Linked DNA regions of Mus musculus: region 2 is linked to region 1. The links are chromatin contacts, found by POLR2A ChIA-PET in ENCODE. All regions are on one chromosome and are shown on one strand. Each heading gives the region's core, a stretch centred on a gene start or an enhancer-like site at or near the end of the contact. The rest is flanking DNA. Distances are from core to core; before and after follow the strand shown.

What was found. ChIA-PET counts read pairs that join two places held with the same protein, here RNA polymerase II (POLR2A).
Region 2: POLR2A ChIA-PET joins it to region 1 with 19 read pairs in Patski. The contact joins the promoter of Tmed1 here to the promoter of Qtrt1 in region 1. POLR2A ChIA-PET finds 5 or more read pairs at or near these places in 3 of 5 experiments (Patski and embryonic stem cell).

Annotation. Positions count from the first base shown.
Region 1 is chr9:21,408,005-21,414,167 of GRCm38, forward strand. Qtrt1 (queuine tRNA-ribosyltransferase catalytic subunit 1) reads left to right here and starts at 3,833. Exons shown (of 10, transcript NM_021888.2): 1 at 3,833-4,093; 2 at 4,229-4,297; 3 at 4,389-4,527. The coding sequence starts at 3,851. It overlaps Gm16853 (predicted gene, 16853), which reads right to left and starts at 3,716. Exons shown (of 5, transcript NR_045742.1): 1 at 3,443-3,716; 2 at 317-558.
Region 2 is chr9:21,507,630-21,513,392 of GRCm38, forward strand. Tmed1 (transmembrane p24 trafficking protein 1) reads right to left here and starts at 2,605. Exons shown (of 4, transcript NM_010744.4): 1 at 2,365-2,605; 2 at 1,625-1,722; 3 at 1,302-1,485; 4 at 1-762. The coding sequence starts at 2,547. The coding sequence ends at 544. It also overlaps a transcript of Dnm2 not described here.

The sequences.
Region 1 (6,163 bases), core at 2,583-5,082:
TACTCCTAGGCACACAGCACCCCTTCCAATCCAGTTCCCTCCTCATGATTTCCTAGGTAACTCCTGGACTTTGCCACACTGGGAACTTGGCCAGCTCTCTCATTGAGTCCCCAAGCTTCTGAAGGCTGTATGCTCTCTGCCCGGCCTCTTGTATGTGCAGTGGCTTCTCCAATCTCCTGGCAACGATAGTGCCGCTGTCCCTTGTGCTGAAGCGGAGTTCCCAATGCTGTTAATTGCAGGGGAGGGCTCAGGATGGTCCCTGCTCTCCTCCCATTGAGGACATTAAACTGCTACTACTACTCCCATGCATATTTACCCCAATGGCAAAGCCTACATTCTCCAATCCAGCGTCGCACAGCTGCTTGCAGTGACATTTGTCTTCCATCCTTTCCTTTAGTCCCACCAGCCACTCTTGGAGTTCACTGCTCAAGTGCCCTGGTACTTTCCTTTGGTTCGTGCAGCCTGTGTCTCCAGGCTCAGTCCTTGTTTCCGAACCACTGGAGGTTAGTGAGTTCACTTGAGTATAAGATTCTTGAGGTCAGAATAGGCTACAAAACACTAAAGGGAGAAAGAAAAGGAAAAAAAGTCTAGACCCAGGGAAGGCTACTCAAGGGGTGGAAAGGTCGGTACATAAAACCAGAGCCCCCTAGCACATGTCAGACCATGGCAATGAGCTTCCTCTTTGACCCTGGGACTGGGAGGCAGAGATAGATCCTTTGTGTTTACTGGCAAGCCAGCCTAGTCTGTCGGATAATTCAATAGCATACATAGGGTGCTGGGTATGGGGCCACACGCCTTTAATGCCAGCACCCAGGAGGCAGAGGCAGGTGGGTTACATGTTAAGACCCTGTCAATAAACCCAACGATGGCGGGTGGATCTCTGTGCGTTCAAGGCAAAAGCCAGCCTGGTCTACAGAGTGACTCCTAGGACAGCCAGGGCTACACAGTGAAACCTTGTCTTGAGAACAACAGGAAAAGTTGGATGTCGAAGCTGGCTGTAGAAGATTATACCTAAAATTTTGAAGCGTGGAGATTGCTGTGAGTGGACAGCCTGGACTGCATCATTCCAGGACAGCATCATCTACAGAGTAAAATCCTGCCTCAACCCAAAAAGTTGCCAGCTACTATGGTAGTACTATGAGCTAGCACTTAAAGGTGGAGGCAGGTTGGCACGCTTTTAATCCCAGCAGTTTGTAGGCAGAGACAGGTGGATCTCTTGACTTTGAGGCCTGCCTGGTCTACAGAGCAAATTCCTGGACAGATTGGACTGACTACAAAGAAAACCTGCCTTGACCAAAAAGCAAGAGGATCAACACCAGCTACTGCGTAGTAAATGTGAGGTCAGCATGAACTATGTGAGAGCTTGTCTCAAAAAATAACCAATACAGGACCGGAGAGATATCTCAGTAGTTCTAGTCCCAGAAATCTGCATGAGAGCTCACAATTGTAACTCCAGTTCCAGGATGCTTTCAGTACATATATGTTCATGTAGGCAAAACACATAAAATTCTTAAATAGCTGGCATAGGTCTAGGGAGCTGAGTAAATGCATAAAGATGACAGCCTGGATTTGGTTTCCTGGGACCAGAGAGCACAGACTCCTGGAAGTTGTACTCTGACCTCCACAAGGATGCTGTGGCAAGTGTGTGGGTATATCTACGCTGACAGTTACACCCACACGCATAAATGTAAGCACTCTAAAGCAGGGCTGTGACCTGGAACACCAGCACTGTGTGTATGGAGAAGTGGTCGTAGAGATGAGGATCGCTGGGGCTGGTTGACTGCCAAGCTGCTTTCAGGTTCAGTGAGACACTGCCTGGGGATTAAGGTGGAGAGCAACAGCAGGTTATTAACCATCCCTTGGCCTCTGCTCACACAAGCACAAGGGCCTTGACTATTCCTCAGCCTCGGTGTCTTGAGGCATTCTGACTAAGCTCAGTCAGCCCTATAACTTCTGGTAATTGGTATTCATTTACTCTTTTTCACTGCAAGAGACTCAGATTCTACCCAGTACCTCTGCCCATCATAGCAGGTTCTGCATAGCAGCTCACTGGGAATATTGTGGGACAATGGTGCCCTCTGCCGGCAGAGGTGGCAGATACGGTTTATATTGACAGAAAATCACTTGGCTATCTTTATTAAATCTCTGGTCAGGGCAGTGGGAACACGTGACTGTACACACACACACACCTCCCTCATTGAATAAAGTAATAGGGTCAAGTTTCTGGGCATTAGATTTCTTTTTGTAATGATAGGAATCCTTTGACAAAAAAATGACTGAGCGCCTGACTACATGCTAGGTCCTTAGTAAATGAACACAGAATGACAGACTATTGTTAGTGACTACATGTATGAAGAGTATGCTATGTGAGTATGTGTGCAGAGGACTCAACCCAGAGCCTTGTGCATGCCAGGGAGAAAGTTGGGTTGTTTTTGTTTAAAAGATTTATTTTGTGTATTTAAGTATTTTGCCTGAATGTGGGTGTGCTACCATCTTACCTGCCTGGTCAGAGGAGGACATCAGATCCACTGGAAATGGAGTTACAGGGGGCTGTGTGTGCTAGGAGTACCATGTCCTCTGGGTACGTGCTCATTAGCCCCTATTTTGATTTTTTTTTGTTTTGTTTTTTTGTTTTTTGAGACAGGGTTTCTCTGTGTAGCTCTGGCTGTCCTGGAACTCACTTTGTAGACCAGGCTGGCCTCGAACTCAGAAATCCGCCTGCCTCTGCCTCCTGAGTGCTGGGATTAAAGGCGTGCGCCACCACGCCCGGCTTTTGATTTTTTTTGTATTTGAGTATACTGCCACTGTTTCAGAAGAAGGCATTGGATCCAATTACAGATGATTGTGAGCCACCATGTGGTCGCTGGGAATTGAACTCAGGACCTCTGGAAGAGCAGTCAGTACTCTTAACCGCTGAGCCATCTCTCCAGCCCTGATTTTTTTTAAAAAATAATTTTATGTGCATTGATGTTTTGCCTGCATGTATGTCAGATTTCGGCATTACAGACAGTTGTGAGCTGCCATGTGGGTGCTGGGAATTGAATCCAGTTCCTCTGGAAGAGCGGTCGGTGCTCTTAACTGCTGAGCCATCAGGTTTTTTTGTTTGTCTGGCTAGGGTTTTTTGTTGTTGTTGCTTTTTGAAACAGGGCTTCTCTATGTAACCCTGGCTGTCCTGGAACTCAGAAATCTGCCTGCCTCTGCCTCCCAAGTGCTGGGATTGCAGTAGTGCCCTACAGTGCCTTTTTTATTGCTTGTTTTTTGAGGTAGTTCACAATATAGCCCTAACTTTCCTGGAGCTTGCTATATAGGCTCACAGAGATCCACCTGCCTCTACCTTTCCTTGTATCAAAGGAGTACAATAACAGGCTTGGCTCCATCTTTTTTTCCCCTCCCTTTTTGTGAGATGAGATCTCTCTGTAGCCCAAGCTGGCAGGAAACTCACTGTGCCGGTGTCGATCTCCAACTGCACATAATCCTTTTTCCTCAGCCTCTGAAATCTTGAGATTCCTGATGAGTTATCATATCCGGCTGTTGTATTTTATACAGCAGAAAAACATGTCTTGGAGTGTTTAAAATACATTTATTGTATGTACGCCCATGCGAATTTGAATGGCTGTCTTGTAGATCCCAGAGACAGGTCATCGGGCTTGGCGCTGTGTATCTTCACTCGGTAAGCCATGGCACTGGGCCTTAGAACGGTGACAGCTATGGGATCTGGAAGTAGAGCACCCAAGCGTGTGGAGGGTGTGGCGTCAGTTGCTATGGTTCCCTATAGCTCTCAGATCACGTGATTCGGGGCACCTCGGCGCTGTCCTCTGTGGTCTCAGGCCACGTGGTTCCGGGACTGAAAATGGCGGCGGTAGGCAGCCCAGGTTCGCTTGAGTCCGCTCCACGAATAATGCGGCTGGTCGCTGAGTGCAGTCGCTCCGGAGCTCGGGCGGGTGAGCTGCGGCTGCCGCATGGAACGGTAGCCACCCCTGTGTTCATGCCTGTGGGTACACAGGCCACCATGAAGGGTATCACCACGGAGCAGCTGGACTCCCTGGGCTGCCGCATCTGCTTGGGCAACACCTACCATCTGGGGCTGAGGCCGGTGTGTGGATTCGATCTGGGGGGTGGGTGGCGAGGGGGTCTTTGGAAAAGTCTGTTGAGTAAGGCCCACAGTGCCGGGGCTCACCCACACCTGGCCGTGGAGCTGCGGGCACCGCTAACTTTTTCTCCCTCACAGGGACCGGAGCTGATCCGGAAAGCCCAGGGTCTTCACGGCTTCATGAATTGGCCCCACAATCTGCTGACGGTGAGTTGGGGTTGCCGCCCTCGGGCGCTGCGTTGAGGTGAGAGGTCCCCAGTCTCAATCTCCTGACAGCTTCGCTGCGGGGTCTCCCCAGGATAGCGGCGGCTTCCAGATGGTGTCCCTCTTCTCCCTGTCCGAGGTGACGGAGGAGGGCGTCCACTTCCGCTCGCCCTACGATGGAGAAGAGACACTTTTGAGCCCAGAGAGGTCGGTGGAGATCCAGAATGCTCTGGGTAAGAGGAGGGCTTCGAACGCCACGTATGGTTTGGATCGTCTTTGAATTTGGACTCTTTCACCTAACGAAAATAAGGATAGCCGGGCGTGGTGGCGCATGCCTTTAATCCCAGCACTCGGGAGGCAGAGGCAGGCAGATTTCTGAGTTCGAGGCCAGCCTGGTCTACAAAGTGAGCTCCAGGACAGCCAGGGCTACACAGAGAAACCCTGTCTCGAAAAACCAAAAAAAAAAAAAAAGAAAAAAAAGAAAAGAAGGATAAAGAATAGGTCCTGTGTTGGGCATGTGCAAGAGTTAATTAGAGTGTTTTGCCAGTGTCCTGGTCTAGATCCTCACTACAGCAAACAAACAAAACAAACACTTTAAAAAGGAGGGTGGGGGGTGGCGCACACCTTTAATCCCAGCACTTGGGAGGCAGAGCCAGGCGGATTTCTGAGTTTGAGGCCAGCCTGGTCTACAAAGTGAGTTCCAGGACAGCCAGGACTACACAGAGAAACCCTGTCTTGAAAACAACAGAGAGAAAAAGTTGGATGTCAAAGCTGGCAGTAGTAGAATTATACCTAAAATCTTGAAGTGTGGGGGTAGGGAGATTGCTGTGAGTGGACAGCCTGGACTGCAGGGCTCAAAGGAAGACACCCTGTCTCAAAGAAAAAAGAAAAAAAAAAAAAAGACAAAGAAGCTGTTTTCATTTCCTGACAAAACAGAGAACTAATGCCAGTACTGTAAGCACAGTACTGAATACAGAGTCATCCTTTTTTATTTATTGGTTTGTTTTATGTGTATGTATTTTATTATTTACTTATTGTTTATTATTTTGGAGAGGGTCTCACTATGCAGCTTCAGCTGGGCAAGAACTCTCTAGGTAGACTGGTAGACCAGGCTGGCCTCAAACACAGATACACCCGCTTTTGCCTCTCCTCTGGAGTGCTGGCATTAAAGACAGGTGCCACCACACCCAGCTGTTAGTGTTCTTAGTAACAAATTGAATTTAATAAAATATTGGTGACAACAAGATAAGATAGTCATGGTTTGGGCCCCTTATTTCCATCCATGTAGTTTATTTTATTTTGTCTTTTTTTTTTTAAGATTTATTTATTTATTTATTATATGTAAGTACACTGTAGCTGTCTTCAGACACTCCAGAAGAGGGAGTCAGATCTCGTGATCGGATGGTTGTGAGCCACCATGTGGTCGCTGGGATTTGAACTCCTGACCTTCGGAAGAGCAGTCCGGGTGCTCTTACCCACTGAGCCATCTCACCAGCCCCCAATTTTGTCTTATTTTTGAGACAGAGACCTACATAGTCTATGCTGGCCTGGACCTCACTTCTGCTTTAACTGAGGTTGACTTTGAACCCCCGATCCTTTTCTCTCACCTCCAGAGTGGTGGAATTACAGTCAAATGCCATCATTCCTAGTTTTATACTGAGGATCAAGGCTTTTTGTATATTACATGAGCATTCGATTCATTGAGCTACATCTACAGTCCAGGACAGTTTATGTTGTGTAGACTGCACATGGGGCTGGAGCCTTGGAACATAAGCTCCAACTCTTTCCCACTTCTGTACAGACGAGTACAAAAGATCTGCTGGGAACTTTATGTCTGATGTCTCCGGTGCTGGGCACGGGCTTTATCGT
Region 2 (5,763 bases), core at 1,355-3,854, 98 kb after region 1:
GCCTTCTCTGAGGCCCTGCACCCAGAGAGAAGGAAGGGGCCTCTCCCAAACCACCTACTAGCTGGCTCCCCTCTGGGCCAAGGGGCCAGGGCTCCTTCCTTTCAAATAAAAGTGACTGTCCTGGCAAGAACTCTGCAGATGTGTCTCCTTCCCAGACCCTAGTGAAGTAGGCTTACCCCAGGAGGAGAGCAGAGACATTGCAGTTGGGGTGTCTAGTTGGAGGGTGGGGGGCAGCACCACAGCTTCACCCCATCCTGATAGCTGCAAGACTGAAGCTAAGGCACGATTTCAGGAGAAAGCCAGGGCATCCAAGAGCAGTGTCCCCACACTGCTGCGCCCAGCACTTCCACCCTCCAAGGAACAGGCACAGTCGCTGAGCCCTCCCCCTTCCGAGGGGTCTGTGAGCCATTGGCACTCCCTGGTCACTGAGGAAGGGAGACACATGGGGCCACTGCTAAGGACCCAACTATGTAGTGTCTCATCTGAGTCTGGGAGGTGTCCAGCAAGTCACACACCCGCTGCCCTCATCCTCTGTGGCAGGGGCTACGTGGGTACAGGGCGCTTGTCATGGAAGAAGCGCTTGAGTGTGCAGACTTGCAGGACAGCCACCAGCAGCAACACAGCCACATTGGCAGCTGACCAGAAGTTGACCCGCTCCAGGTTGTCTTCTTGAAGATTTCGATCACGAGCCTCAAAGGCTCGGAGCAGAGTGAGCATCTGGATGCTCCGTTCCAGCCGGGTCCTCATGGTCTCTATGGATTCCTGCCAGGGCACAAAGGAACGGGTCAGGCTGCTTAAGTCAGAATGCCTACCTACCCCACCACGCACGGCTCTGGCTATCCGTTCACCTGCCTCACGTCTTCTCTAGAAACTGAGGGGTTTTCCCCTTGGTGTTTTTTTTTTTGTTTTTTGGGTGGGTGTGAGACTTTTCTTTTTAAGAGGGATTGGGGCACACGTGCATGGCAGACGACCCCAGGTAGCCAGGCTTGGTGCAGTTGCCTTTGCCTATCAAGCCACTTCACCAAACTCTGCTAGTCTGTGCAAGCCAAGGATGACCTTGAACTTGTGATCCTCAGGACCAAGAGAACCATACCCAGTGTGTGCAGTGCTGGGTGTGGGGGCTCAGCTGTGGGAGCGTCCTAGGTAAGTGCTCTGCCAACTCAATTATTCCCGGCCCTTTCTGTTGGTTTTGTGAGACGGGAGCTTGCTATGTAAATAAGGTTGGTCTTGAACTCACTGGCATCCTGCCTCAGCCTCCTCAGAACTGGGATTCTAAGCATGCACCATCATACCCAGCTCACCTTGATGTCTTCCATTTTGACATCAAGCATCTCTTCTGGCTCCACAGCCTCCGCCCAACCTTCTACCTCCTCCTCATCTTGGAAGCTGTCAAAGATGAGCTCAAAGAACACAAGCTTTTCTGAGATGGTGCTGAAGGAGTTGTCAAAGCACAGCCTGTAGTCTCCGGCCTCAGTAGGCTCCACCCTGGGCAGACAGATGAGACATAGACGTGACCCTGGAGTGACCAGCCAGCTGGTCTGTGGAACCAGTAGGATGGTAACCTGAGGCCACTGGGGAGCTGCAGGGCTGTAACTGAACCAAGGCAGGGCAGGACTTCACTCACGTGTGTACCCCATCAGCCTTTCGAGACTCACTGACCAACAGCACACCCTGAGGGCTCTCCAAGGTGAAGTCCACGTCCAGCCCAGCACCTCCGATCACCTGAAGAGCAGGTAAGAATTGGGGAACTGGCAGCTTTGTGCAAGCCTATCTGCCACAGAAAGCCTGGGTTAAACCGAACCGGGAAAGACCCATGTAAGATCACCAAGAACCTATCTTTAAGAAGAAAAAAGAACAACCACAAATCCCAGGTATTTGCTTGAGATAGAGGAGTAGCGCCTGTGGAGGGAGATTAGTCAGAGCTGCACTTCTACCATAGAGTTAGGAAACTCGGGTCGTCGTAGTTTAGCAGCAAGCGGTTTTTGTTTTGTTTTGTTTTGTTTTAACCCAGCAAGCTATTTGGATTCCCCCAAGGGCCTATCTGAAGACCAACATCCATCCACACCTACAAGGTTTCTTCCCAGTCCCTAAGATGGATACATCCACGTGAGGTCTTTTATCAACCACCCTGCCAACGCCCTTGAGTAGTCTAAGGTGGCTGTCTACCTGACCGCTAACTTAATCGTAACCTACCCAACAGCCGCCAGGAACTTCCCTAGAACCCAACCCAAAGAGCTCTGAGCAGAGCATGCCCCTTCTCTGCAAGACTATTAGCGTTCTGGCCACACCTCTGCCCCGCCCCTCCCGCCTGTTGGCCACGCCCCCAGCCCTGCTCTATTCCGAGCCCGGGACCCCCTCTCTCACCTGGTACTCGGTCTCAAGACTAGCATTGGCCGGTGCGGACTGATAGAAACACTGCTTTCTCCCGGCGGGAAGCAGAAATGTGAACTCGCCGTCCTGGATAGGCGGCGGCCCTGCCTCTCCCACTCCTACTGCTGGCAGGAGTAGCCACAGGGCCAGTGCTACGGCCGCGCCGGCCGCCATCATCCGGGTCACCCTCTACTCACGGGGCGTGGACCCTTTAAGGATTTGTCCTGCCCACCTCTTATTTCGGCAAAGCTCATTGGCTTCGGCTTCTGTTCGACCCCAAAGCCGCGGAATGCTGACTGAAGGGCCCCAGGATGGGGAGCTGCCCTGGTAATTGCCTAATCTGCTAGAAAGCATACTAACGCTACTGCGAACTTCGTGAAACCTACCCAAGTCTGATATCAACCACTGCATTTGGTGGGGGCACTGACAAATCTAAAAATGGTGAAGCACTTCTTTACAGGCAACAATTAAGATGACTAAACGGGGAGGTTTGCAGGTCCTCCCTTGGCACCGCCCGCTCTCTGCCTTCCCCAATTCAAGGTGCTTTTGCCCATTGGTCAATCAAGTGTAGGCGTAGCCCTCCGAGGACGGCGGCTTTGTTGGATTCTGATCTCAACTTGTGTGACGGGTGCGACAGGCAGATATGCCAGGTGCTAGTATTCCAATATTGGAGTTCTGGCGATGTTAGTTCAGTGAGCATGGCCTCCCCCGACTGCTTTTCCTTTACACCTTATACCATCCCTAAGGGGGTGGTGGAATGTTTGTTGGTGAGTAGAATACTGCCTCAGCCTGCGTACAATACATCTCAAACCTTTGGGTCAGCAGGTCCACGTGCATCTGTGCTGACACATGCAGTATTCCAGTACTTGAAAGGCTGAGTCGGGAGGTGGAAGGAGTTCGAGGCCATCCTCTCGAACTGGTATGGAACTACATAGTTCCAGACCAGCAAAAAAATCAAGGAATCTATTTTGGGCTTTGAATGGCTCAGAGAACACAGGCGCTTGCTGCTAAACCTAATGACCTTAGTTTAATCCCCATGTGCTACGATAGTGGAAGGTCAGAATTGACTCCTGCAATTGTCCTCTGACCTACACACACACACACACACACACAACACTGTGTGCTTAGCTCTTGTTCACTTGACAAAATAATCTGGCAAGTTGAGTGTCACTTGAGGAATTGCCTGTTGGGCATTTTCAACGTTGCTGGAAGACCCAGCCCACTGTAGATGGTACCTTTCCTAGACAGGTGGGGATGAGCTATATAAGAAAAGTAGCTTGAGCCGGGCGTGGTGGCGCACGCCTTTAATCCCAGCACGCAGGAGGCAGAGACGGGTGGATTTCTGAGTTCGAGGCCAGCCTGGTCTACAGAGTGAGTGCCAGGACATAGGACAGCCAGGGATACACAGAGAAACCCTGTCTCGGGGAAAAAAAAAAAAAAAGAAAGAGAAACCTCAAAAGAATAAAGGTAATTTACAGCAACCAACATCAGCCTAAACAGAACTCAGAACATTTCCACAATCAGGAATAAAACAAGGTGTCCACTCCCCATATCTGCTTAATATAGTACTTGAAGTACTTGAAGTCCTTTTATTTTTTTTTTTTAAACAGTTTCTCTTTGTAGCCCTGGCTATCCTGGAACTCTAGACCAGGCTGGCCTTGAACTCATGGAAATCTGCCTGCCTCTCTCTCCCAAGTACTGGAATTAAAAGCATGTGCCACCACCTCTCAGTAGTCCTTGATGTCTTAGCTAGAGTAAAAAGATACCAGAGGGCTGGTGAGATGGCTCAGTGGTTAAGAGCACTGACTGCTCTTCCGAAGGCCCTGAGTTCAAATCCCAGCAACCACATGGTGGCTCACAACCATCTGTAATGAGATCTGACTCCCTCTTCTGGTGTGTCTGAAGACAGCTATAGTGTAGATACATATAACAATAAATAAATCTTAAAAAAAAAAAAAAAAGATACCAGAAAGATACCAAATGGACACAAATAGGAAAGGAAAAAGACAAAGTTTCTATTTGCAGATACTGTGACTTTATGCATAAAAGACTCTTTAAAAACCCCACCAGGAAACTTGAGGTGAGAAACACTTGCAGCAAAGTAGCAGGGCACAAAATGAACAGGCAGCTGGGTATGATGGAGAGCTCAGCAGCCCAGAGTCAGGAAGGAGGCTCCGAGCGCATTTGACATCCTCCTGGTCTACAAACTGAGTTCCAGGGCAGCCAGGGCTACACAGACAAACCCTGTCTCAAAAGCCAGGAGGGAAAACCCCTTGCTCCTTGTTCACTGCTGCTCTACAATTTCTATGCTAGAAACAGAAACAGCCTACACGTCCATCAGCAGCTGACTTGCTAATGAAAATGTGGTACATTTACCCAACCAAATATTCCTCAGTTGTCTAAAAAGAAATGAAATTCACAGATAGCTGAGCGGAGGCTAAGGTGAAGTAACCCAGACCCATAAACATTAGAATGGTGTGTGTGTTAGCTTTGAAGCTTGCTACAATGTTTAACCCTAGAACTCAGGAGGGGGACGTGGGAGGAGAGGACAACCAAGGAAGGGGAAATGGAAAATAAAATGTATAGTTATGGAGAGATGAGGTGGGAGACACCAGAACAGGATGATTCAATGGAGATGGGGAGGGGTGGGTGGTAAGGGCAGAACAGAGGGAGGGGCCAACATTAATGGCCACTCGAGGGTTCATATGGAAACCTGCTGCAGGAGAACCCTCTTAAAATATATATACATGTACAAAAGAAGCCTAAATGGAATCACCAAATCCTGGGAGACAAAGCTCCAACCAGACGTCTCACCACCAAGTAAAACCCCCAGTGCTAAAAATCAGTTACAGCTGATTGAGTTGTTGGCCAGAGGAAGCCCTGTGCGAACTCCCAAACCTCAGCTACTGTCAAGGCGATTGGTTGCTCTTCACAATCAATGGTGAAACCTTGAGGAGCACACATATCTCACTGAACATGAAGAAATCATGCTGGTGCCTACCTACTGCCTTCGCCCTATTGACTGGTGCTCATGGTATTGGATGGTACTCTGCATGCTACAGGAGGGGAAGGGTGAATGCCCACTCACCGATAAACCTTTCCATCTAAATGGTGACCTGACTGCATGATACGCAGGTACAGTCGTGCCACAGCATTGTGAGAGTAACCAACTACTTTATGATTGGAGTTAAAGCCCACCCAGGAGATGGAACACATTCATGTCACTGCTTCAGTGGCCAAGAACTTGAGATCAGATAGGCCACAGGCCTGAGGGAGACCCAAACACTACACCCTGCTAAAGGCATATAGCAGTGAAATGATACCCTTCTAGACTCAGACCACTCAGTGAGAACACTCAGTCCTAAAAGAGATGTCTCCAGCAAATGCCTCCCC